5 separate regions of the Homo sapiens genome follow, and all the other regions are linked to region 1. A link is a loop called in an ENCODE intact Hi-C map of the cell type or tissue named here. Cell type or tissue: dorsolateral prefrontal cortex. All regions are shown on one strand. Region 1 overlaps ADAM33 (ADAM metallopeptidase domain 33). Region 2 overlaps MAVS (mitochondrial antiviral signaling protein). Region 3 holds the start of SPEF1 (sperm flagellar 1). Region 4 overlaps HSPA12B (heat shock protein family A (Hsp70) member 12B). Region 5 holds the start of AP5S1 (adaptor related protein complex 5 subunit sigma 1).

Region 1 (5,000 bases):
GTCCATGGTCACACAGCTCTTTAGGCTGGGAGCCTGAGACCCACTAAGGTCTGAACGATTTTAAACCATTGGCTACACCCCTGCCCCTCCTAGAGAGCCCTCTTTGTTTGGAATTTTCAGCCCTACTGTCCAAATCCAGCAAGAGGGAAGGCAGGGGAGCATTGCCATGAAGGCTGAGAGGCCCCCAGAGACCCAGCAGCTCCCAACCCAGGGCCCTCACTGGGATCCCCTAGGCCCATAAGGCCCCCATTCCACTGGTCAAGCACGGCACTGGCCTGAGCTTTGAGATTGCCCTCCCCATCCCCAGGAGGGGAAGGCTGGACACACACTGGGGTCACTCTGCCTCTGGGCCTCCCTGTCTGTCTGGCCTGGGCTGTGACCAAGAGGAGAGCCCCAAAGGGGCTCTGCTTCCCCCACCGGTGGGCCCCTGCCCCCAGGAAGCCTGCCAAGATGGTACAGAAGAAAGAGTAGAGGCTAGGTGTCCCCTCCAAAAGGCAGGAAACACTCACATTTCAAGATGAGGGGTATATATCAAGGGGCAGGGTACCAGGAGGGCAAGAGTAAAGATAGCAGGGGCTGCAGAGGAACAGGGACCTCGAGTATGGCCTTTTTCCCGGTGCAGACCTTTCCCCAATAAAGCAAGTGGCATTCCAGCCTCATGAGCTCATGCTGGAGGCCTTGTGGGGCCTGTGGCCAGGGAGGCAAGGACCATCTGCTCCCCACTTGCGAAGGAAGAACTCCCTCCAAAGACTCTGAGACCCTTGGACAGGGCCCCAGGCCAGTGCATTTTTGGAGAAAAGGAGTCGGGGGTTAAACATTCCGAAGGCGCAGCAGCCTCCCAGGAAGCTCCTGGGCCGGCTCCAACTCTGGGCCCCCAGCCAGGCTGAGTGGACAAGGGGGAAGTGGGGTGTTCCCACAGGGTGGGAGACGCCAAGAGGGTGGGGGAAGGAGAGAGGGCTGGCCGTCCAAGCCAGCCTCCTGACACCTAGCTGAGAGCCAGTGTGCTCTCTTGGCTGGAATGGCGTCCATGTTTACTTCGTGGGTCCAGTGAAGCAGGTGTCGGAGCCGGAGGGACGGGGGCTGCTGGAGGCCCAGGAAAACTTTGGAAGAGGGAGCAGTTTGCCAAAATTGGAAGTGGAGGAGTCAAATTTGAATTCTATAGGGAATGAGCAGCAGCTCATTTGGAAACAAGCCTCAGGTAGCAGAGGCTCTGAGGAGGCCCTGACCATGGCTACCCGATGCCCCCATAATGTCCTCAGCACCCCTCTGTCTTCCCCTGCTTTTGATGCCCCTTCTGGGCATGAAAGAAGAGGGCGGGCCAGGGGAGGGGCACCTTTCTGGGACCTCTGGTCTCTAGGGAGGATGCTGGTGTGCCTGGCAGGCTGTGCCAACGCCCTTCCAAGTGGCTGTTGTCAGGACTGCAAACATCCTGAGTTTGGGAACATCTTTGTATGTTCTCACCTCCTCCACGCCCTCCATAGTATGTGGGGGGTCCTGCTGACTCCCCAGCCCACGTTCTCCCCAAGAACTTCCTCCCCAGCCGGCTCCACAGGCCACCTACTCCCTGGCAGGCAGGAGGCCTGGAGGCCACCATCTCAGCTCCACACATTTTCTTGCCCAGGTCTCGAAGCCAGACATGGGGCTGGTGGCCCTGGAGGCTGAAGGCCAGGAGCTCCTGCTTGAGCTGGAGAAGAACCAGTGAGTGCCAGGCTGGGGTAGGGCTGGGAGGAGGGGATCAGTGTTGGGGGGCAGGGACTGACACAGATCTGTGCGGGTGGCTGGATGGGCAGAGGACCCCAGAGAGGGTGCAGATGACAGGGAGAGTCACGCAGGCCTGTGGTTGGCTCCCTGGAGGCTGAAGAGGACCGCTGAGGCTGTCAGCCCCGCTGTGGGGCACCTCCGCCCTCCCAACCCCAGGAGCGGCTTGTTAGCTCCCTGCTGGCGATGAGTGAGCACCACCTAGTGGACATTTGCAAGATATGCTGAGTCTAAAGAAATCCTAGAGGGAAAAGATGAGCCGGCACCCCAGGCTAAGGGAATGGCAGGGACCAAGATGCGGTGGCTTTGGGAGGCCGAGGCGGGCGGCTCACCTGAGGTCAGGAGTTTGAGACCAGCCTTGCCAACATGGTGAAACCCCGTCTCTACTAAAAATACAAAAAATTAGCCAGGCGTGGTGGCGGCGCCTGTAATCCCAGCTACTTAGGGGGCTGAGACGGGAGAATCGCTTGAACCCCGGAGGTAGAGGTTGTGGTGAGCCAAGATCACACCACTGCACCACTCCGGCCTGGGCAAAGAGTGAGACTCCGTCTCAAAAAAAGAGAAAAAAAAGAAAAAGAAAAAAAAAAAGAAAGAAAAGAAAAAAGAAAAAGATGCAGTGGCTACACTTGGGGGCAGCAGTTTGTCTGACCTGCCTGGAAGGTCTCCATCTACAGGGAGGGGAGCAGGGGGGAATGAATTTGGAGAGTCCCAGGAGGGCCAGATCACAGAAGGCCATTTTGGTGCTCAGTGTCCTGGACCATCCAGAGCCAAAGATTTTGAGCTGGGGAAGGGACAGGCAGACCTGTGCTCAGGAAGGTGCCTTGGGCTGGGTGGGGTGGGTGTCCGGGCTGGAGCGCAGGCTCTTAAAACCACCCAGATTATGTTATCAGTATATATCACCTACTGAGTGCTTGACCGCAGGCGCTGTTCTGAGCACTTGACACGTATTTTATTCTCCCTCGTGGAGTCGGATGGACAGGGAACAAACTCTAGTTCCACTGTGCCCAACCATATTTTCCCGACGTCCCTACCCTTTCAATGGGGTGGTCACATCACCTACCTCCTAGGGTGGCGGGTGTGTGTGGGGCAGGGGTAGGGGGCAGAGCTGGGGCAGGTGGTGGAATGCCTGGGAGGGGGGAAGCAGCCATCATTAGCGGGTGGTCTGGAGGTAATGAGGCCAAGGTGAGGTTGGGTTAAGGATTTTCTTTAAAGAAGACAGATTGACTTATGATTGATCCATCCGTGTGGGAAAGATCCTGTTGAGATGGAGCCTGAAGATGGAATCATTACCGGAGTGGGTGTGGAGAAGGCAGGGAGGGTGGAAGCAGCGTGGGCAGGTGGCGATTCTGTTTTCTCTGGAGGCAGGGGGTGAGCATCAATCACTGAAGGACAGGTGGGAGGTATGTGGGGTCTAGAAGTCTGAGGAAAATATTTCAAGGATCTAGGGCAGGTGGGGGCAAGAGGGTCGACCAGATGCCCAACAAAGGAGGGCAGCAGGCAGGGGAACTGGGGGAGGTCACCGCATTTCCCCAACTCCAAGTCCCATTCTTCGGCAGTGTCTCCTGACTCCTCCCCTCCCGATCCTGTGGATCCTGCTGCCTGCTGCAGGTCCCCTGGGAACCACAAACTCTTCCCCTATTCCCACTCCTCCCCGGCGTCCTCCCTGGTGCTTCCCATATTCACACCTCCCACAACTAAGCCATCACCAAGGCTCCTTCCTCTAGCCCCAAGAGTTTCTGATCTGAGCAAGTCACCATTGCTCCTGTCCCTTCCCTAAGACACACTGTGAGTGTCTCACTCATAAAGCTGCTCCATTAGCATTTAGGGAGGAAGGCTGGGAGACATCCTGGAGGAGGCAGGAGGAAGCTGAATTCAGTGTTCCCTGTAACACCCCCTCTCAGCAGGCTGCTGGCCCCAGGATACATAGAAACCCACTACGGCCCAGATGGGCAGCCAGTGGTGCTGGCCCCCAACCACACGGTGAGATGCTTCCATGGGCTCTGGGATGCACCGCCAGAGGTACCCCCCCACCATTCCTACCCCTACTCCTCCTTGCATTCCTAAGGGGCGGTTGGAGCCAGCCCCTACCACACCCTCCCTCTTGCCCCTCTTGCTCCAGCCCTGGCTGAGATTTGGGGCTGGCCCCTTCCTCCCTAGGATCATTGCCACTACCAAGGGCGAGTAAGGGGCTTCCCCGACTCCTGGGTAGTCCTCTGCACCTGCTCTGGGATGAGGTGAGCTCTGGGAGAGGAGGCTGGGCCTGGGATGGGGAAAGAGCTCCCTCACACCCGCTCCTACCCCTCTGCACCCTAGTGGCCTGATCACCCTCAGCAGGAATGCCAGCTATTATCTGCGTCCCTGGCCACCCCGGGGCTCCAAGGACTTCTCAACCCACGAGATCTTTCGGATGGAGCAGCTGCTCACCTGGAAAGGAACCTGTGGCCACAGGGATCCTGGGAACAAAGCGGGCATGACCAGCCTTCCTGGTGGTCCCCAGAGCAGGGTCAGGGGCATCGATCGGATGGGAGTGGGAATGCTGTATCTATAGCCCTCCAAATCAGAAGAGACGGGAATTCACAGGCCTCGAGTCCCAGTATTTTTATTGAAGTCTGAAGAAACAAGTTCCAGAAAACATGTTAAACTTCCTTCTGGGAGCTGGGATTGGTGGTCAGGGCTCAAGCCCAGCAGCTTCCACTCAGGGTCCCCATTTGCACCTCCGCAGGGCAGGCGAGAAGCGCGCAGGACCCGGAAGTACCTGGAACTGTACATTGTGGCAGACCACACCCTGGTGAGGAGAGACCCCAGGGGTTGGCGGGGTCAGGGATGGGGCCAGCTCAGCCCCTCAAGCCACCGGGATTTCTGCCTTCCCAGTTCTTGACTCGGCACCGAAACTTGAACCACACCAAACAGCGTCTCCTGGAAGTCGCCAACTACGTGGACCAGGTTGGGGGCGGCGGGGAGAGAGCGGTGATGGGGGTGGCGGCGGCAGGACAGGCAGGTGCTGGTGGGGTTTGGGGAAGAGGAAGGGCGCCCCACGAAGGACCACCGGCGCGATGGGGCGCCCTGTCCCGGCTTCAGCCCCGCCTCGCCCTCAGCTTCTCAGGACTCTGGACATTCAGGTGGCGCTGACCGGCCTGGAGGTGTGGACCGAGCGGGACCGCAGCCGCGTCACGCAGGACGCCAACGCCACGCTCTGGGCCTTCCTGCAGTGGCGCCGGGGGCTGTGGGCGCAGCGGCCCCAC
Region 2 (5,000 bases), 180 kb before region 1:
GGGCAGGAATCCAAACCCAGTTAATCTGATACAAAAGCCTTGGATTAATATGGCCCCCAGGGCAAAAAGAAAGGTTTGGATTAGGAGAGAAGGAAAAGGTAGATAGCAAAAGTATGATGAAAGGGGCAAAAGACGGAAAGAGAGGGGGCCGACAATAACAAACAAGGAAGCTGAGAATGCTGGGGAGATTGTGGGCAGATGACAGTGGCTGCAGAGTTTTTTTGTTTCTTTTTTTTTTTTTTTTTTCAGACGGAGTCCCACTCCGTCGCCCAGGCTGGAGTGCAGTGCCGTGATATCAGCTTACTGCAACCTCTGCCTCCTGAGTTCAAGCGATTCTCCTGCCTCAGCCTCCCGAGTAGCTGGGATTACAGGAGCCCACCACCACACCCGGCTAATTTTTTTGTATTTTTAGTAGAGACATGGTTTCGCCATGTTGGCCAGGCTGGTCTCGAACTCCTGACCTCAGGTGATCCACCCGCCTTGGCCTCCCAAAGCGCTGGGATTACAGGCGTGAGCCACCGTGCCCAGCCCTAGAGTTTTTATGTCTACCTGAATTCTCACATAAAAACAAGCAACCAGACAGCAGAAACAAAAACCCACAGAATCCTGCAGGAGCTAGATTTTTAGAAAAAGGAAAATAGCCAGGTGCGGTAGCTCACACCCGTAATCCCAGCACTTTGGAAGGCCGAGGATCACAAGGTCAGGAGTTCAAGACCAGCCTGACCAACATGGTGAAAGTCCGTCTCTACTAAAAACACAAAAATTAGCCGGGTGTGGTAGCATATACCTGTAATCCCAGCTACTCAGGAGGCTGAAGCAGGAGAATTGCTTGAACCCAGGAGGCAGAGGTTGACCCAAGATGGCACCACTGCAACTCCAGCCTGGAAGACACAGCGAGACTCCATCTCAAAAAAAAAAAAAAAAAAAATGCTGGGCGCAGTGGCTCACGCCTGTAATCCCAGCACTTTGGGAGGCCGAGGCGGGTGGATCATGAGGTCAGGAGATCGAGACAATCCTGGCTAACACAGTGAAACCCCGTCTCTATTAAAAATACAAAAAATTAGCCGGGCATGGTGGCAGGCGCCTGTAGTCCCATCTACTCAAGAGGCTGAGGCAGGAGAATGGCGTGAACCCAGGAGGCAGAGCTTGCAGTGAGCCGAGATCACACCACTGCACTCCAGCCTGGGCGACAGAGTGAGACTCCGTCTCAAAAAAAAAAAAAAATCGTGCCACTGCACTCCAGCCTGAGTGACAGAGCAAGACTCTGTCTCAAAAATAAAAATAAAGACCAGCCTGGCCAACATGGTGAAACTCCATCTCTACTACAAATACAAAATCAGCCAGGTGTGGTGGCATGCGCCTGTAACCCCAGCTACTCAGGAGGCTGAGGCGCGAGAATCACTTGAACCCAGGAGGCAGAGGTTGCAGTGAGCTGAGATCATGCCATTGCACTGCAGCCTGGGCAACACAGCGAGACTCCGTCTCAAAAAAAAATTTTTTAAAGAAAATAAAGAAAACCCACAGAAAATATTTACTATAAAACAAGATATCCCTATAAACCCCAAAATACAAGAGGGAGGAGCAAACTCCAAACAGACCTGCATACTAATGCGATCTGTGTGGGAGGACAGCGGAGACAACAATGGGGCTCCTGAGAAATCTGAGGACAGGAGGCCCCAAAAGAGCCAACAGGTACCCTCTGGAGCACAGGGGTCCAATCTGAGAACAGCAGCTACAACGGGGAGGGGTTGTGCCCGTTTCACCAGCTAGTGAGTGCCAGGGGCCTGCAGCAAGTTCTGTTGGGGCTAGAGCGACCCTGATCCTGCCAGCTCTCAAACCTGAGTCCCAGCTCCGTGCCAGGACAGGGCCCCATGACAAGGAGAATGGAATCAAAACTGAGCAGGACAAGGAAGGGCAAGAGAGATGAAGGAAATAGGAGGTTCCAAAAAAAGTGGGCAAGTGGACCAGAGCCAGGAAATCTCAGAGAGCCAGCGCCATATTTTTGAGCAGTGCACAAAAGCAACACAAGGGGGAGCTCGGCGAAGTCAGCAACGCCACCCTGAGCCACACTCCATCCAAAAGTTAGAAAAGCAGCAAGGGTGCGGTGGCTCACGCCTGTAATCCCAGCACTTTGGGAGGCCGAGGCAGGCGGATCACAAGGTCAAGAGATCAAGACCATCCTGGCCAACATGGTGAAACCCCGTCTCTATTAAAAACAAAAAAATTAGCTGGGCGTGGTGGCACGCACCTGTAATCCCAGCTACTCAGGAGGCTGAGGCAGGAGAATCACTTGAACCCAGGAGGCGGAGGTTGCAATGAGCCAAGATCGTGCCACTGCACTCCAGCCTGGCGACAGAACGAGACTCAATCTCAAAAAAAAAAAAAAAAAAGAAAAGCAGCAAGGACAAGGAGCAAGACACAGCAAGAGGAAGAAGGAAGGAGCCAGCCCAGGCTTGGGTGAGGAACTAGGATGGGGCTGAGCTTTGAATTCCACAGCCCTGCCCCCAGGCCAGTGTCGGGCTGTCACTTCCCTTGCTCACCTGGTCTCTTGCTGTGAGGCAGGGCAGGTAAGGCAGAATCTCTACAACATCCACATTGCAAAAATTGCTGAAATTGCGGCAGATATACTTATAGGTCTTGTCTTCAGCAAACGGCATTGCTGCTCAGATTCTGGAGAGAGGGCTCTGGCCCCATGAAGGGTGGATGGACTGAGAGGAAACGAGACTGGAAGAAAACAGATCACACATTACAACAGGGTTGGGGGGTTGGGAGTGGGGCTGGACAAAAGGCAATTCTTTCTCAACTTTTTGGAATGTTTGTTTTCTTTCATCTTTAATTTCTTCTTTTTTTTTTTTTTGAGAGCGAGTCTCACTTTGTCACCCAGGCTGGAGTGCAGTGGGGCAATCTCGGCTCACTGCAACCTCCGCCTCCTGGGTTCAATTGAGTCTCTTGCCTCAGCCTCCCTTCTGAGTAGCTGGGATTACAGGTGCGCACCACCATGCCCAGCTAATTTTTGTATTTTTAGTAGAGATGGGGTTTCACCATGTTGGCAAGCTGGTCACAGACTCCTGACCTCAAGTGGTCCACCCGCCTCGGCCTCCCAAGTTTGGGGATTACAGGTGTGAGCCACCACACCTGGCCGTTTTTGTTTTGTTTTATTTTGTTTTTAAGAGATGGGGTCTCGGGCTGGGCACAGTGGTTCACGCCTATAATCCCAGCACTTTGGGAGGCCAATTTGGGGGATTAACTGAGGTCGGGAGTTGGAGACCAGACTGACCAACATGGAGAAAATCCCGTCTCTACTAAAAATACAAAAAAAAAAAAAAAATAGCTGGGCATGGTGGCGCATGCCTGTAATCCCAGCTACTCGGGAGGTTGAGGCAGGAGAATTGCTTGAACCTGGGGGCAGAGGTTGCGGTGAGCCAAGATTGCACCATTGCACTCCAGCCTGGGCAACAAGAGCGAAACTCTGTCTCAAAAACAAACAAACAAACAGATGGGGTCTCTGTCACCCAAGTTGGGTGCAGTGGTGCAATAATAGTTCACTGCAGCCTCGAACTCGTGGGCTCAAGCAATCCTCCCGCCTCAGCATCCCCGGTAGCTGGAACTACAAACCTGCGCCACTATGCCCAGCTAATTTTTTTATTTTTTCTAGAGACAGGGTCTCATGATGCTGCCCAGGCTGGTCTCAAACGCCTGGCCTCAAGCGATCCCCCTGCCTCCGCCTGTCAAGTAGCTCGGATGACAAGCACCAGCCAATGTGTCCAGCCACCTTTAATTTCTTTTTTTTTTTTTTGAGACGGAGTCTTTCTCTGTCGCCCAGGCTGGAGTGCGGTGGCGCGATCTCGGCTCACTGCAAGCTCCGCCTCTCGGGTTCACGCCATTCTCCTGCCTCAGCCTCCTGAGTAGCTGGGACGACAGGCGCCCGCCACCACGCCCGGCTAATTTTTTTGTATTTTAGTAGAGACGGGGTTTCACGGGGTTAGCCAGGATGGTCTCGATTTACTGACCTCGTGATGCGCCCGCCTCGGCCTCCCAAAGTGCTGGGATTACAGGCGTGAGCCACCGCGCCCGGCCGCCATCTTTAATTTCTGTAAACATCCTATTTTATTACTGCCTGAGTCTCTCCAAAATTCCTGCAGAACCCGGGCGCGGTGGCTCACGCCTGTAACCCCAGCACGTTGGGAGGCCGAGGCGGATGGATCACGAGGTCAGGAGTTCAATACCAACTTGGCCAAGATGGTGAAACCCCGTCTCTACTGAAAATACAAAAAAATTAGCCAAGCATGGTGGCGGGCGCCTGCAGTCCCAGCTATTCAGGAAGCTGAGACAGAGAATTGCTTGAACCCAAGAGGCGGAGGTTGTAGTGAGCCGAGATCACGCCACTGCACTCCAGCCTGGGCGGCAGAGTGAGACTCCGTCTCAAAAAAAAAAAAAAAAAAAAAAATTCTGCAGAATTTGCTAAAAATGAATTGATGACCACCAGCTACTCAAGAAGCTAGGGCAGGAGGATCGCTTGAGCCCAGCTGTTCGAGGCCAGCCTGGGCAACACAGCGAGACCCTGTCTCTAAAAAAATAAAAATAAAAATAATTGAAGACCAAAAAGAATCAGATCCAGAATACCTAGGGCCCATTTCTTCTCTGCAGGTTGGTCAGCACTGGGAAGGTCTGCATGTACCCCTAGCACATGCGGTGGGGGGATCTGTATGTGACCCTAGTTTCTGTGCCTATAAATGTCCTGGCTCCCTTCCTGGCTCTAAGGCCCTCAAGCTGATAGCAAGAGGGCTATACCTAAACGTGCTGCTGCTTTGGGACACACTGAAAAAATAAAAAGTGAACCCCAACATGATAATAATCGGATCATCCCGCTTTAAAGAAGAAACTGAGGTATGCTTGCTAGTTAGTAGAAGAAGAAAGAACTGAGATCTTCAGGTCAGCTTCTTTCCATGACATGGCTGCAGGCCCACCATTAAAGCCTGCTACACATAGGCCGGGCACGG
Region 3 (5,000 bases), 110 kb before region 1:
CTCACTGCGGGCTCCTGAGCCTGCTTCTGCCTGCTTTCCACCTCCCCAGTCCCTTTCTCTGGCCCTGTCCATGTGACTTTGGCCCTTGGTTTTCTTTCCAGATTGGAGGTTTCCAAGAGGCCCCCCACCGTGGAAGTAACCAAGGGCGCTTCCTTGTGGGCAGCTGCAGGCCCCATGCCTCTCCTCCCTCTCTGGCAGGGCCCCATCCTGGGCAGAGGGGCCTGGGGCTGGGCCCAGAGTCCAGCCGTCCAGCTGCTCCTTTCCCAGTTTGATTTCAATAAATCTGTCCACTCCCCTTTTGTGGGGGTGAACGTTTTAACAGCCAAGGGTGCATCCTTCATGGTCTGGGCTTGCGTCTGTCTTGGGGGACTTATTCGTCCTGGCTCTCTTTGGTCCTTGCTCTGGTGGGACATGGAGGCAAGTGTTGAGAGGGTTGCCCTGACCGGAAGAGGGGCAGGAGGAGACCTCAAGCTTGGGGTCACTTGGCTGGGGCAGGAGGGAGCCATCAGTCTCTGGGGGCAAATCAATATGCACGTGGGGACTAGGCCTACCGAGGCTGGTTTGAAGGCCTTTGCAGGAGTGGGGTCAGGACAGAAAGAAAGGAGTGTTGGGGCAGCTTCTGGGGTCCAGATTGGAGTTTGGAGGGGCATATAGGTCACCCTTTGGTTTACCTTTGGTGCCTTAAGAGGGAGCCCTTTAGGCCTTTCAGTGATTGGCATATCCAAGCCTGGTGGCCACCTCTAGGCACAGTGGCAGGAGGAAGGTGAAATTGCTAGGAACAGGTTGCACCCCCAAGAGGCAGAGGATGGTTGGTAACTCCCTGTGCAGTGCCTTCCAGGGGGCCCCCAGTACAAAGGTGAGGTCAGGTCCCTTTGCTGATCCTACCCTTTTTCCTTTCAGAGCCAGCCCCTCCCTCCCTACCCCTCCTCACTGAGGCCCTCAGGCCCCAGCAGTTCCAACCAAGGGAGGGCCTGGGCTTGAGCATGGCTGGCAGCTCTGGGCCCCAAACCGGTTTTCCCACCTCACCTGAGGCTGGCACATCACTTCTGTGTTTCCTTCCCATCCCCGGCCCACCTTTACCACCAAGTTTCTCCTCTCCAACACTGGGAATGTTAATGGGGGAGTATCCAGTTCATCTCTTGTCCCTGGCCTGCCCTGGTTATGGCCCCTTATGGAAAATCAAGACCACTATATATGACTTTAAAACAAGAAATGGGGGTGACTTCCACTCTTGGCCTCTACTTCTGGCATTCAGGAATCCCCTCCAGGCCTTGAGGGCTTTGAAGTGACAACAAAAAGTAGTTGGGATCCCCCTTGCCACCACCTTCCCTCCCGAAATCCGAGCCCTGGAGTTGGAGACCAGAAGGCCACAAGGAAGCCCCACCTGCTCTCGAGTGAGCAGGAGGAGCATTGCCTGCTTGCCCAGGTGCTCCTGTTTAACCCAGCTACCTCACCGCAGGTTCCAACAAGACGAATTACTTCCATTTGTCTCCTGCGAAAAAGAACAGTTCTTGCTGGAACTGAGACTGTCTCATTAATGATAGTACCAGCTGATACTAATAGGGCCCCTGCTCTGTGCTAAATGCTTTAGATGCTCACAAAGCCCCTATAAGGTAGGTAAAGCCATGAGAAACCAGGCAGCGGTCCGGTCAGGTGCCCAAGGCCATGCCGTTAGTCAAACTCTCTTCTCATCCTGACTCTAGAAGTACCTCTTCACTAAGGAGGGACCCATATTCCTAACCCCCTTATGGGTACTGCAATGAATTTGTTTCTTTCTTTTCTTTTCTTTCTTTTTTTTTTTTTTTTGAGATGGAGTCCCGCTCTGTCGCCTAGGCTGGAGTGCAATAGCATGATCTTGGCTCACCAACCTTTGACTCCCGGGTTCAAGCGATTCTCTTGCCTCAGCCTCCTCAGTGGCTGGGATTACAGGCATCCACCACCACACATGGCTAACTTTTTTTTGTATTTTCAGTAGAGACGGGGCGAAAGCCATGTTGGCCAGGCTGGTCTCGAACTCCTGACCTCAGGTGATCTGCCCGCCTCGGCCTCCCAAAGTGCTGGGATTACAGGCATGAGCCACTGTGCCCTGCCTGAAATGAATTTCTAATCCATGGAAGAATAGCTCATTGACGGGTGATGAGGGGTTTGGGACAAATAAGTGAGAACCATCGTCATTTCACAAAGGAGGAAATAGAGTTAAGAAGTTAAATGACCTGCCAAGGTACTGGCCTTGAACTCTGGTGTTCTCCCTGGGAGTCTGGGTTACCTATTAAATACCCCACTAGAACACTGCTGGGAAGGGCGAGTGGCAATGGCCCCATGAGCATAGAGTTTTTGGAGAGGGACGAAGCAGGAAGCAGTTGTATCACGCAATCCATTTGGGTGGCAGATTATCAACAACGCACCCCCAAATAAAGCTGACCAACACTGGAGTGCTCCCTTCACTTGGGACTAAAGGGCTGAAGGGCCAAGAAGGGGGATCCCCACCCTAGGGGTGCAGATGCAGGAATTCTGGGGTCCTGGTTGGCTTTGGCTGGTCCCAAAATGGATGAGTGGCTGGTCACTAGGTGGCGTGGGCACAGAAGTGATGCTTTCTTGGGAAGAAGACAAGGGCAGCTAACCGCCTTTTCAAAGCTCGGGCCTGAGAGGAGGTAGCGGGGAGGGGATAAAACTACAACTCCCAGAAGTCTTTGTACCCAGGAGAGTCGGGAATGGTTTCCATGGTTTCAGAAAACAATATGGCCGCTCCCAGCTGGGACGTGAGTCTCTGGATTAGGCAGGCAGAGGCAGTTATGGGCTTCTGCAGTGGCGAGAAAGGAAGCGCCTGAAGGGTCGTGAGGCTGGGGCGGGACCCGGCACCGCTGGGGCGGCCAGGCCGTGAGGACGCCAATGGCGAGCAGCGTGGACGAGGAGGCGCTGCACCAGCTGTACCTGTGGGTAGACAACATCCCTCTGTCCCGGCCCAAGCGAAACCTCTCCCGGGACTTTAGCGATGGAGGTGTGTGCCCTTGTGTGTCTGCATGTTCTGTCCTGTATGTTCGTGTGTAACGGGTCTCTGTGCAAACTCTTTGTGTTTGTGTGCTTGTGGGAGTGGGGAGGAATCTGCCTCCTGGGACTTCAAATTTTAGATGTGTGTGCTTGTTTTCTATTTGCATCTGTGTGTGAACGATGTGTGTCCATATATGTATGTCTACATGTTCTATCCTGTGTGCATGTTGGGGGGGGTGCCTCTAACTCCCTCCAGGGACATTAATGATTAAGATATGTGTCTGCATATGTATTTATGCATTTCTGTATGTGCTCACTCATTGCTATGTGTTCTATGTCTTCTGGGAGTCTGAGCATGTGTGTGTTCATATGTGTTGACATGTTTAGTCTTGTATTTGGGGGGGTCTTGTGTGCATGTGTTTCTTTGTGATTGTGAAGGTGTTTGTGTTTCTAGGAATGTCTCCTGGGATCTCAATGACAGAAATACTTATCTGTCATCTTTTCATGTCAAGTACTTCTATGCATCTCTGTATCTGTATATTTGGGGAGGCTGTGTGCATATGTGGCTTTTTGTGCTTCTGTCTATGTGTGTTCTACATGTGTGCCTATGTGTGTCTAGCATGTGTTTGTTCTATGTGTCTACACATTCTGCCCTATGTATCTATGTGTAGGGGGATCTTATCACATGTGTCTCTGCTTACGTGAGTCTTTTACTCTCCTGGAACTTTGGTGTTGGAGTGTGTGTGTGTGTGTGTGTGTGTGTGTGTGTGTGCATCATGCATCCATGTGAATTCCCTGGGCTCCTGAAAGCTTCTCTTGGAGACTCATTCTCTTTTTTTTTTTTTTTTTTTTTTGAGACAGAGTCTCACTCTTGTCGCCCAGGCTGGAGTGCAGTGGCATGATCTCAGCTCACTGCAACCTCCACCTCCTGAGTTCAAGCGATTCTTCTGCCTCAGCCACCCAAGTAGCTGGGTTTACATGCACCACCACACCTGGCTAACTTTTGTATTTTTAGTAGAGATGGGGTTTCACCATGTTGGCCAGGCTGGTCTCGAACTCCTGGCCTCAGGTGATCTACCCGCCTCAGCCTCCCAAAGTGTTGGGATTACAGGTGTGAGCCCCTGCACTGGCTGACTCATTCTCTACTGGAGGACCAGAGACTCAGTATTCCCATTCCTAAATTAGTGGGGAAGGGATGCAGCTCCTCTGAGGTATGCTGGAGACTTAGTCTCCTCTACCTATCACTAATCTTAATGTCTTTGTCTCCCTCCTTATCCTTCCCCTTTCCGCATCTCCACCCCTCCATTGGGTTCCACCACTCTGCCATGCCTGATTCTCCCACCCCCACCTTCTCTCACCTCCTCCTTCCTTACCCATGCCCCCACTTTCCATGTCTGCTCCCCTCTCCCTCAGTCCTTGTTGCAGAGGTCATCAAGTTTTACTTCCCCAAGATGGTGGAGATGCACAATTATGTCCCCGCCAACTCTCTCCAGCAGAAGCTCAGCAACTGGGGTCATCTGAACAGGTAGCAGAATACCTGTGCAGCCCCATCATCTCCTATGGTCTTGGTTGCCCAGGCTGAGACTGTTTTGGTGGCAGGGTGGGGAGGGTCAACGCAGACAGAATTCGTCCGATTACAAAATCAAGAGACTCTTCTATTAGGAAGGAGGCAAGGAACCTCGGAACACCCACACAAGGAAGCTCAGATGCGATGCGCTTTCACTCCCCCAGGGCTGTACACTCAGAACAGCAACCACCATGCCCCCTTCCCTCTCCCCCATCCCCTCGCTTCATTTCCCCAGGACCCAATCTGCTATCCCAATGTCTACCCCTCAGGAAGGTACTGAAGAGGCTGAACTTTTCAGTACCGGATGACGTGATGCGCAAGATCGCGCAGTGCGCCCCAGGCGTGGTGGAGCTGGTGCTCATCCCGCTGAGGCAGCGCCTGGAGGAGAGGCAGAGGCGCAGGAAGCAGGGCGCCGGCTCCTTACAGGTGCCACCCCGCTCCAGCT
Region 4 (5,000 bases), 73 kb before region 1:
TGAGTACGCGCCGCTGGCCGGGACGCGCCGGGCAGTAGCTGCGCCGCACCTCCTCGCCCAGGGCCACCGACTGCTCGGCGGCCACGAAGCGCTCGAAGACGTCGGTGCACCAGCGGCGGCCGTCGCGAACCAGCAGCTTTTCGGGCGGGTGGCGCCCAGGCACAAAGCGGTTGAGCACGCCCACGCCATAGGTGAGCGGCGAGCGGCGGACCCGCACCACGCCCGGCGCCTGGCCGAACAGCACCGCGCCTTTGAGGATGGTGAGGCCCACGTCGTGCGGGACCACGACACGCAGACCGCGGGCGCCCAGCGCCGCCTGCACCGCGTGCTGCAGCACCGCTGACTCGGCGAAGCCGCCCACTAGGAACAGCAGCTTCACACCCTGCACCTCCGGCCGTGCCAGCAGGGCCTCTGCGGGACAGGACGGGGGGACGCGGGTGAAGGGGGCAGAGGAGAAGGGGCGGGGGAGAGAGAGCCACTGAGGCCACCACTAGGCGGCCACCGGCGCCTCCCCTCCCTAGCCTGTACCTACCTGGCGACTAGAAAGTAGCCATTTGAGCACTTTCTTTGAGAGCTCACGGGAGTCCTCGAGGGCTTCGCCTCCCCAACACTCACGCTCCCCACTTCTCTCCCACCACGACGTGGAGGACGAGAGATAAGGATATGCATTTTACACGTATTAAACACCTAGACATTGTGTGCAAGACATTGTGCTCACTCTAGGTACTTCAGCTCATTTTATCCCTGTGATAACGTTTTGAGAACCCAATACTATCACCCCATTTTATAAATGGGGAAACTGAGGCACCAGAAGTTTTTTGCCTTGGCAAGACTACATATCAACCCTCTAGCTCTTAATCACCACTGCACTTCATCCCGCAGGTGTTCTAGATGATTCTAGGTCTCATCACAGTGTATGGATGTGTGGAGGTATCTAGGCACTGATGGGGGGGAATTATTCTGCATCTGTTTGTTCATGTAGGGGCGGGTGGGGGACCAAGCTCAGGTGCTCACCTATGTGCTGGATGATCCCGCTGACGGTGGGCTGAAAGAGCTCGTTCATGGCTTCACAAGACATTCGGAGCATCCCCTGTGAGGACCACTTCACGAAGTTCACGCTGTTGGTGGTGAAAGGGGCAAATATCCATCGGTCAGGGCCCAGCTGCTTGCCCCAGTTTGGGGTCCGTGGTCCTTATTCTCTACCTCTGCCTCCAGGCAGAAGTGCCTGGGCACCGACTGCACGTGGTGTCTGGAGGACTGGACCTGCGGGATGTTAGTCCCTTATCTCCACCCTACTCACTCAGAGGATTTAGTTGCCAGCCTGCTCCAGGTTCCAGGTACGAGGTCCTGGGAGGGGCCTCCCCTTGCTTTGGTGCAGGGAAACCGAGGAGCATGGGCCCGCAGGGCCCGGGGTGGGGGTGTAGAGAAGGCTGGGAGGAGATAGGCATTGCCGCCTCCCCGCTATGATTCTCTGTCTTGCCCCAGTTCGGGCTGCGGATTCCGTGGGTGGAGCCTGCTGGGCTGGGGCACTCACTCGCCGCTCCCCGCCGCCCCACCCCGACGCCCTGCTGGCTTAGTGTATATGTGGGATGAATCAGGCAGACCCCCACCGTTCCTTGGGGCCCGGGACCCTCCAGTGCACGGTCATTCCCGGGTCGGCAAACCCTGCCTGAGCCCGCGGGCTCAGGACCCACCTGCTCCTGCGCAGAGCGGTCTCCACGTTGTGGCCCCGCTGCTTGCGGTAGAAGTCAATGAAGGAGAAGGGCAGCGAGATGTTGAGCGCCCCTGCACGGTGTGGGCCAGCAGTGCGCTTGCGAGCCTCGAAGGCGATGGTCAGATCTACCCAGGCTGCCGGCCGTTGCCTTTTGAAGGTGGCGATGAAGTCCTCGCCGAAGATGCGGCACAGCAGCTGCTCGAAGGCCAGGTCCACGCCCACCGCGCCATAAGGGCCCCCTGGGGTGGAGCAGGGGGCGAAGAGGGCGTCAGCGCTCGCCGGGCCGCCAGGGGGCAGTGGCGGGGCCGGAGCCCGGGTCGCGCTGGGTACCGGGGCGCCGCCTGGCTACTCACCAGATGCCTTGTAGAGCTCCTTGAGGGTGCCATGGGGCTGCTCCAGCTGGTGCACCGTCAGGTCCACGGTGCCTCCGCCGCAGTCGGCCACCACGTAGCGGTCTCCTGCGGCGGCGAGCGCGGGCACACACTCGTGGGCGGCCTCGCACCCTCAGCCCTGCGCCCCCTCCAGCCTCGCCCAGCCTCCAGCCCTGCCCCGGGTCCCAAGGCCTGTCTGCAGGGTCGGGGGAGGGACGTGAGGGGCTTCAGGTGCTTGAACCTCAGACCACCACATATGGGCGCAGGGTGTGGGGCAGAAATGGTTCCAGAGGCTCTGCAACTCCACCCGAGCGTCCGCGGAGAATCCCCTGGAGGAGTGGGAGTTAGGGGCGCCGCTGTGAGTGGGGTGGGGGTGCGGGTGACTGTGAGGGGACGGCCAGGTTGGGTACAGCGAATGGAGGAGGAAGAGACGGGCTTTGCAAACATGCCCTTCCCCCCATCAGTATATGGTGCCCGGTAGGGGCCAAGGATAACACTCCGTCCCCCTTTCCCCCTACCTGCTTGCATCTCTGCCCACAGCTCTCCTACGCCTGACTCCACCAGGAACGTGCGGCTGTGGCGGGACCTTCGCAGCTGCTCCCGAGCTGGGGGTCAGGAGACAGCAGGGAGTGAGATTAGAAGGAGGTGCTCCAGCTATGGCGTTCAACTCCCATCCTCCTGCCCAGGACCTCCATGGGCACTGGGAGCAGCCAGTGCTCCTGAAACTCCAACCTGCTCCTGACTGGGAGAGGGCAATCCTGAACCCCAAACTCCCACCCTGTATCCAACAGCTGTGGGGAAATATTTATGGACACAGGGCCTTCCTTTAACGCAGGAGGTCTCAGGTCATGGCAAAATCAGGGTTAGAGGGGTTTGGAGGAGCGGAGGCAGGTAGGTCTTTGGAGTCTCAGAGGGGACTCAGGACTTAGGGCTTCTCCCTGCCCTGGGAGATGGCATTTGGGAGGATGACCATAGCTGTCCTTGGCCTGGGTGCCTGGTCCTGGCAGCAGGAGCTTGGGGCTGATGTGTGTCGGGGAAGATGAGGGGAGTGAAGGGGACAGCTGATGCAGTGGGCTGACTTCCTCCTTTGTCAGTACCCCAGCAGTTTCCTCCTGGGGTAGTCTGTGTCTCCCCCAACCCTCAGACTCAGGGCTGGGCGGAGTCCTGCCCTCCTCAGACTTTGCTCCCCTAGGGCAAGGTGAAATCTCCACCCTGAGATTGGGCTGCCCTAGGTAGGGCATGTCCCACCCTGAGACGAGGTTGCCCTTGGGCAGGGCTGTGCCTCCCTTCCTCAGACAGGCTCCACCAGCCATGTTTCTGCCTGCTCAAATTGGGCTCCTCCAGGGTGGGTACCCTCTCCCCTTCATACTAGACATGGCTGAGCTTCTGGCTTCAGTGACCCTCTGACCCTCCAGGGGTGGGTGGTGTCCCCGGGGGCAGCTCACCCTGACGGAAGCTGGAGTCGATGGAGCGGCGCTCACCCAGGCGCCCACCACCTGGGGCCCGGCCACTCAGGTCCAGGAGCTGGTGCAGGCGCAGCTTGCGGCAGTATACCGAGGCGGCCTCGGGCTCCAGGGCGATGAGTAGCTGCTCTGCATTCTCTCGGGACACTAGTCCAGCCTGGGGATGGGTGGTGGGCAGGGTCAGGCAGCACTGTGGGCTGTCACACCTAAGATGGCACTGTGAGGTGGGGAACCGCGGCCTGTGGGGCTCCCACCTCCTCCTCCATCACACCCCACCCATGTTAGGCCTCTCAGGCCCCTCTGTGCTGCACAAATTTGGAGCTGCCTCATAGCCACGCTGTGACCAGGCTGGGGAGGGAATGGCCCTGGCCAAATATGCCAAGAAGTTGCCCAGCAGGAAAAGACTCTAGACAGAATGCAGACCTAGAACCCCTGGGATCTGCCCCTTCAAATTTCCCAAGATAGCGGGGCTGCAGCAAGGTTCCCCTTCACAGGTACAAGCGGCCAGCTGAGCGCTGGCTGGGGGTATTGGCAGAGACTCTAGCACAATGTGGGGGTGTGTGATGGCTCAGAGGAGGTGGTGGGGAGCCCTTTTAGCTCATTGAACCCTCTTTCTCCACTAGGCTGGTGTCAGACGGTAGCCATAGGCCACCCCACTTCCAGGAGAACTTTGTTCCCAGGGAATCTGATACAGCAGGGAGGAAGCTGAAATTCCAGGCACCAAGACAGGCCAGTTGGGTGGAGAAAAACACTTGAGATCTGGAGTTATTTCCTTCAGGGTAGGGGATCCCTGTGGGAAGTATATTATGGTTTTGTAGGGTTCCCCAGATTCTGACCAGATAGGGGAGAGGGATAAGGGTGTGAATGGAGACTTTTACCCAGGGCCAGACTTTCCTGAGCAGCCAGGGAACAGCGTGAGAAGGAGGGTGGGAAAATAGGCAAGGGGACGCTGGGGGAGCAGGTGTTTGTTCTGGCTGGGGACAGCCTTGCTTCCGTCCTGATCTTTGCACAGGGATGTCCACTGTGCTCAGGGTTAGCTCCTTCCAGTGAAAAGTGTAGACATTTACAGACCTGGCCCTGGGTCATGCCTGGCCCATAGGTATGGGAGGATTGGGGGTCCCTCCAGGGTGTCCACAGGCAGGCTTGAGATCCCTTTTGGACAGCTTAGGGTCTGTATCCAAGGCTCTAGGGTTACGACCAAGCAATGAGTCTTGAGGCTATGCCCTCTCTGTCTCCACGGGAGCCCCCCCCAACTCCTTGCTCTAGACCTTTGAGCATCTCAGTGGTAGGAAGACCTGTATGCATTGGCTAGAATCGCCTCCCTTTATTTCATAGTCCTATTTCCCCTGCTCAAGAACCAACAAAGGTGGGCGGTGGTGGGGGTGTCCCTCAAAATACTGATGCCAAGTGAAGTGAATGTTCTGGGTGCCCTGCCTGCCACTGTGAGTGTTG
Region 5 (5,000 bases), 140 kb before region 1:
CCGAAGACGCAGGAGTACAGCACTCGGCAAAGGCCCGTGTCCTCAGTATTCGGGGCCCTCAAGGTGTGAATGAGGAAGGCGTGGACCATGGCTCCAGGGTGGGTGCTACAGGGAAGCCAGAGACATTGGTAAGGTGAGAGTGAACCCCAGCAGGAGAGGCGACCACAGGAAGGGGCTGACCTGGCAGTGTCTGGGAGTGTATCCAGAGGCCAGTGAGGCTGAACACTTTGAATAACAGCATCTGAACAACATCACATAACAGAATCCAGTGATAAAAAATCTCAGACATACATAAGCAGAATAGGCATAAACTAAAAAAAAAAAAAAAGAAAAAAGAAAAACAAACAAACAAACAAAAAAAATCTCAGACCACCCTAAACCTAGTTCTACAAAACAACAGGTATCTTCAAAAGCGTCAAGGTCATGCGGTCATGGAAAACCTGAGGAGCTGCTCCAGACCGAAGGAGACTGAAGAGACCAGATAGCTGAATGCGACGTGTACTCCTGGATCGGGTCCTGGACCAAGAAAAGGGTAATTTGGGCCAGGTGTGGTGACTCACGCCTGTAATCCCAGCACCTTGGGAGGTCTAGGTGGGCGGATCACTTGAGGTCAGGAGTTCCAGACCAGCCTGCCAACATGGTGAAACCTCATCTCTACTAAAAATAAATTAGCCGGGCATGGTGGCGCATGGTTGTAACCCCAGCTACTTGAGAGGCTGAAGCCACAGAATCGCTTGAACCCGGGAGGGGAGGCTGCAGTGAGCCGAGATCGCACCACTGCACTTCAGCCTGGGCGACAGAGGGAAACTCTTGTCTCAAAAAAAAAGAAAGAAAAACAAAAGGATAATTTCCATAAAGGGCATTATTAGGACACTAATAAAAACTTTAAAAACATTTCAATATGGACTATGGGTCAGAAAAAGTCTTGACCAATGTTACCCGATTTTGAATGCAGGAGCTCGTCCTTGTTTTTAGAAAATAAACACGGATGGGCCTCTAAATATAGAGGAAACAGGATTTCATATCTGCAACTAACTCACTTGGTCCAGGGAAGAAAAAAGGCAGAGAGAAAAACAGAGGAAATAATAAGGTAAATGGGGCAAATGAGGTTACAACTTGTGAATCTCATCCAAGTGCATACAGGAGTTACCTGAAACTGTTTCAAAATAGAAACTAAATAATAGTAATGGTTATCTGGCTGGCTCAGTGGCCGGCCCGGGGGTTGAAAGGCGGCGGGTACACAGTCAGTGGGTATCTGTAGCTAAGGCTAAACAGACCGTCAGTTTAAACTGGTAAAATAGCAGGTTCGCAAAGGCACTTCGAGAACCGGAGCCCAGCACCCAATTGCTGACCTCCGCAACCCTCCAGCCGCCAGCAGAGCGCGTCATCACTCCGCGCCGCCGCGTCCCGCCTCTACTAGAGAAATGGTAGCGGTCAAGACAGCTTACGTCACTGCCTCCGTAACCTTGAGGCGCAAGGCACTTCGGGGGTTGTAGTTTCTTACTCCGGTCAGCCAGGCCTAAATGGGGCACCCCGCCCTGAATGTGTTGCCCCTGCAGCTCCGGTCCGCTGTCGTCGAGGCGTCGCCTCAGCCTTCCGTCCGGGCCCGCGGACTGCCACCAAGCGCTCCCCTCCGTGGCAGGAGAGCAATGGCGGCTGCGCGGCCCGTGGGCGCCTGCGCACGTCGGTCGCGGGCGCGCGCGCCAGCTGACGCCGTCGGGTTGGGCGGAGCGCTCATGTCCAGCGCGGTGCTGCAGCAGCCAGGTGCTGGCGGCATATCCCGATGCTTGGACCCTCGGCGTGGGCTGGCCTTGCAGTCAAAACCCTCCGGCCCCGAGCTGCCGGCAGGGACCATGCTGGTCACTCTCGCTGCGGGCTCGAAGCGTCCCCCGCTCGTTGCCCTAGATCAGCGGAGCCCCAGGCTGCCGACCCCGGCGGCCGCGAGGGGGCGCCGCGGCTCGGAGCGCGGAGTCTGCGGAAAAGGCCGGGGCCTAGTTGTCCCCGGAGGGCGGGGCGCGTCGCCTGCGGCCTTAGGAGGCTCCGGGACGGGCGGCGGGTGGACCTAGGCCGGGCCGCGCAGCTACGGGCTGCGGCTGAGTTCTTATCTAGCCAACATGCGTGAGAATCACTGGGGCACCAGTTCAAATGTACATTCCTGGGCTGTACCCCCGGAAATTATGACTTTGGAGGGAAATATGTGTATTTAGGCACATGGGTATTTTGCGCGGATTTTAAATACAAATATGTGTATTTTGCGCAGATTCTGAATTTGTGGGTTCCTGCAGCGGTTTAATGCTGTCACTCGGTTCGGCGCAGAACGATTCGAACGCTGCTTCTGGACTCTCAGTGTGTGTCCCTGGCAGATCTGTCAATTTCATTGGGCCCCAGTAAAACCTTGTAGAGTGTCGCCCAGGGCGAACGCTTAGTAGGGCTGACCAGCAAGCCCCCTTCTTGACTGGAGGCCATCAAAACAACAGGGAAGAGGTTTATACCTTAAACCTGAAAGGGGCACTCTGGCGCTAACCCCTATAGAGCCTTACGTAAAAGCCCCAACTTGGAGGCTTGGCCCATTGGTGTTTGGGGGCCCCACAAGGCCTGCCTGGGCCTCACTGCCTGACTTGCATGTGTTCCTCCAGCCACCACCACCACTACCACCCCCACCGCGACCATGAAGCTGCACCTCCTTTACCTCTTGGCATGTGAATGGCTTCAGCCTTGTCCCCCAAATGTGCCTCGGAGCCTCCCCCACTGACTGTTCCCCCAGCCTAGAATTCCCTTTCCCGGCTTTTTTTTTTTTTTTTTTTTTTTTTGCAGCCTCGCTGCCCGCTCCCATCAGCAATGCTCCTACCTCAGCCCCCCAAGTAGCTGGGACTATAGGCAGGCAACACATCCAGCTACTTTAAATTTTTTTGTAGAGTTAGCGTCTCACTGTATTGCCCAGGCTGGTCTTGAACTCTGGGCTCAAGTGATCCTCCCGCTTCTCCCCCACAAATTGCTAGGATTACAGGCGTGAGTCTCCACGCCTGGCCTTTCCTGTCCTTTTAATTGACCTTGTAGATATATACTCAGACAAAATGGGAGGAAGCCTTCCTGCTCAGGCTGCCCGTTGGCATTCAGCTGCGGCCTTTGCACCCCTGTGAATCAGGTCTCACCAATAGTGCTGATGGCTTCCATCTCCACTCCCCAGGGCCATGCACAACACAGGACTGGAGCCGGCTTGAACACGCTCTTTGGTGACAAGAAAGGAGAACAGGGTAGGGTGGCCCAGGCAGGGATCCTAGAGCCAGCACCCCCTGAGAAAGTGCACTCTGGGCCCCTTAAGCCATAGGACCCAGGATAGGTTAGGAGGTGACTGAAGGGAAGCTGCAGGTGGCCAGGGCCTGGCCAAAGCATGTGACAACACGTAAATGTGTGTGCAGGTGTTGCGGCAAGCCCAGAGACTGTGGGGCCTCAGCTACGAGGCTGGGGAGTGATGTTGGCACAGCTCCTGGTCCCCAGTCCCTATTGCTCTCAGCCAGGGCTGGTGTCTGCCAGCTGATTACAGCAGAGAGCTAGCAAGGAGAGGGCTCTGGTTGCTGGGGGCCACCTGGCATCTGGAACACAGTTTCCCAGCCTCTGTCCACTCCTCAGGCAGTGAGTCAACACCAAGTTTCTGACCACTAGAGGGCTGGCCTCATGTGAGGTGTGTGGAGGAGACAGCTGTGGGAGGCTGGCTTGAGCTACTACTCCCAGAGGACAGTGGGAGACCCAGATGGAGGTGACAGCATGGAGGGCTTCCTCAGCCTACTGGGAGTGGGGGTTTTGCTTGATGGTTTTGCTGGAGGCTGCTTGTGGGTGTGCCCTGGGAGATCCCTTTTCCTTGGCCACTGGGCTCTCCTGGGTCCAACCCATGCTTCTGAGAGTCTGTTCTGGGTACATTGGGAATGTCTATGCCTGCTAGCTCAGACATCATCTAAAACAGCAAGCCCAGCAGTGGCTACTCATGCTGACCTCACTGCTCCATGACCCAGCAGCGCCACTCTTGATGTGTACCTGAGTGAAATAAGGGCTGTTGTTCACCAAAAGACACAAATAGAATATTCATAGTATCTTTGCTCTTTTTTTTTTTTTTTTTTTTTTTTTGAGATGGAGTCTTGCTCTTGTCACCCAGGCTGGAGTGCAGTGGCACGATCTCGGCTCACTGCAACCTTTGCCTCCTGGATTCAAGCGATTCTCCTGCCTTAGCCTCCCGAGTAGCTGGGGTTACAGGCACCTGCCACCACGTCTGTCTAATTTTTGTATTTTCATTAGAGACGGGGTTTCGCCATGTTGGCCAGGCTGGTCTCGAACTCCTGGCCTCATGAACTCCTGCCCGCCTTGGCCTCCCAAAGTGCTGGGATTACAGGCATGAGCCACCGCCCCTGGCCAGTATCTTTACTCTTAATTGTCCCAAACTGGAAACTACCCAAATATCCATCAGTTATGGAATGATGGATAAATTGTGGTATACTCGTACAGTGGAATAGTATAGGGCAATGGAAAAGAACAACTACTGATACACAACATGAGTGACTCTCACAGACACAATGTTCAGTGAAAGAAGCCAGTCACAGAAGTGTACATGCCATGTGACTCCATTAACATAAAAGGTCCAAATCTAGGCAAGCCATGCTGCACTGTTACAAGTCAGAATGGTGGTTATCCCAGGGAGGCAATGACTGGAGAGGCATGGAGCTTTAGGAGATGGTCACATTCCAAGTCTTGATCTGGGTGGTGATTACATGAGTATATTCTCTTTGTAAGTATTAACCAAGCTGGACACTTAAGATATATGCACTTTTCTATATACTAAATTCAATTAAAACCTTAACAATGGCTGTGACAATTCCACTAAAACGATTTTACTTTGAAGTCTGCCTTTAAACTGGAAGATAAGAATGGGATAGCCGGGCGCAGTGGCTCACGCTTGTAATCCCAGCACTTTGGGAGGCCGAGGAGGGTGGATCACGAGGTCAGGAGAT

The links. A loop is a pair of places that touch in the nucleus more often than their neighbours do. Peaks named below come from ENCODE experiments on the same cell type or tissue, not always from the same donor. Only the 100,000 strongest peaks of a DNase experiment are listed, where the experiment ranks them.
Region 2: a loop joins it to region 1, with 2.8 times the contacts of the local background. A loop is called at or near these places in 31 of 110 quality-filtered maps.
Region 3: it touches region 1 in a loop (3-fold over the local background); 20 of 110 quality-filtered maps call a loop at or near these places.
Region 4: a loop joins it to region 1, with 2.5 times the contacts of the local background. A loop is called at or near these places in 14 of 110 quality-filtered maps.
Region 5: it touches region 1 in a loop (3-fold over the local background); 5 of 110 quality-filtered maps call a loop at or near these places.

Annotation. Positions count from the first base shown.
Region 1 is chr20:3,673,765-3,678,764 of GRCh38, reverse strand. It overlaps ADAM33 (ADAM metallopeptidase domain 33), which reads left to right. Exons shown (of 22, transcript NM_025220.5): 3 at 1,622-1,698; 4 at 3,660-3,738; 5 at 3,916-3,992; 6 at 4,072-4,261; 7 at 4,481-4,546; 8 at 4,630-4,701; 9 at 4,854-5,000. Among named protein-coding and RNA genes, the nearest start is that of ADAM33, 5.7 kb to the left of the region's middle. RefSeq lists enhancers at 1-422, 1,026-1,628. In dorsolateral prefrontal cortex, CTCF peaks have their summits at 1,761 and 1,960 (motif pointing left); a DNase peak (open chromatin) is centred at 1,954; H3K27ac peaks cover 1,425 bases; H3K27me3 peaks cover 1,944 bases.
Region 2 is chr20:3,852,282-3,857,281 of GRCh38, reverse strand. MAVS (mitochondrial antiviral signaling protein) reads right to left here. Exons shown (of 7, transcript NM_020746.5): 2 at 2,541-2,724. The coding sequence starts at 2,657. Among named protein-coding and RNA genes, the nearest start is that of MAVS, 7.9 kb to the right of the region's middle. In dorsolateral prefrontal cortex, a CTCF peak has its summit at 2,029 (motif pointing right); a DNase peak (open chromatin) is centred at 2,031.
Region 3 is chr20:3,779,177-3,784,176 of GRCh38, reverse strand. It overlaps SPEF1 (sperm flagellar 1), which reads left to right and starts at 2,729. Exons shown (of 7, transcript NM_015417.5): 1 at 2,729-2,998; 2 at 4,402-4,513; 3 at 4,825-4,981. The coding sequence starts at 2,890. It overlaps CENPB (centromere protein B), which reads left to right. Exons shown (of 1, transcript NM_001810.6): 1 at 1-326. RefSeq lists enhancers at 2,430-2,579, 2,541-2,835. In dorsolateral prefrontal cortex, a CTCF peak has its summit at 2,572 (motif pointing right); DNase peaks (open chromatin) are centred at 2,666 and 4,889; H3K4me3 peaks cover 897 bases; H3K27ac peaks cover 1,599 bases.
Region 4 is chr20:3,746,922-3,751,921 of GRCh38, reverse strand. It overlaps HSPA12B (heat shock protein family A (Hsp70) member 12B), which reads right to left. Exons shown (of 13, transcript NM_052970.5): 8 at 3,531-3,705; 9 at 2,604-2,690; 10 at 2,068-2,172; 11 at 1,695-1,953; 12 at 1,015-1,118; 13 at 1-411. Among named protein-coding and RNA genes, the nearest start is that of HSPA12B, 17 kb to the right of the region's middle. RefSeq lists a silencer at 1,923-2,152 and enhancers at 2,026-2,576, 2,577-3,129. In dorsolateral prefrontal cortex, CTCF peaks have their summits at 1,802 and 2,003 (motif pointing right); a DNase peak (open chromatin) is centred at 2,032; H3K4me3 peaks cover 1,548 bases; H3K27me3 peaks cover 1,140 bases.
Region 5 is chr20:3,817,207-3,822,206 of GRCh38, reverse strand. It overlaps AP5S1 (adaptor related protein complex 5 subunit sigma 1), which reads right to left and starts at 1,660. Exons shown (of 3, transcript NM_018347.3): 1 at 1,449-1,660; 2 at 1-105. The coding sequence starts at 89. RefSeq lists enhancers at 1,277-1,616, 1,157-1,860 and a silencer at 1,857-2,136. In dorsolateral prefrontal cortex, CTCF peaks have their summits at 1,713, 1,914 (motif pointing right) and 3,643 (motif pointing right); DNase peaks (open chromatin) are centred at 1,406, 1,886, 2,346 and 3,666; H3K4me3 peaks cover 2,104 bases; H3K27ac peaks cover 4,317 bases.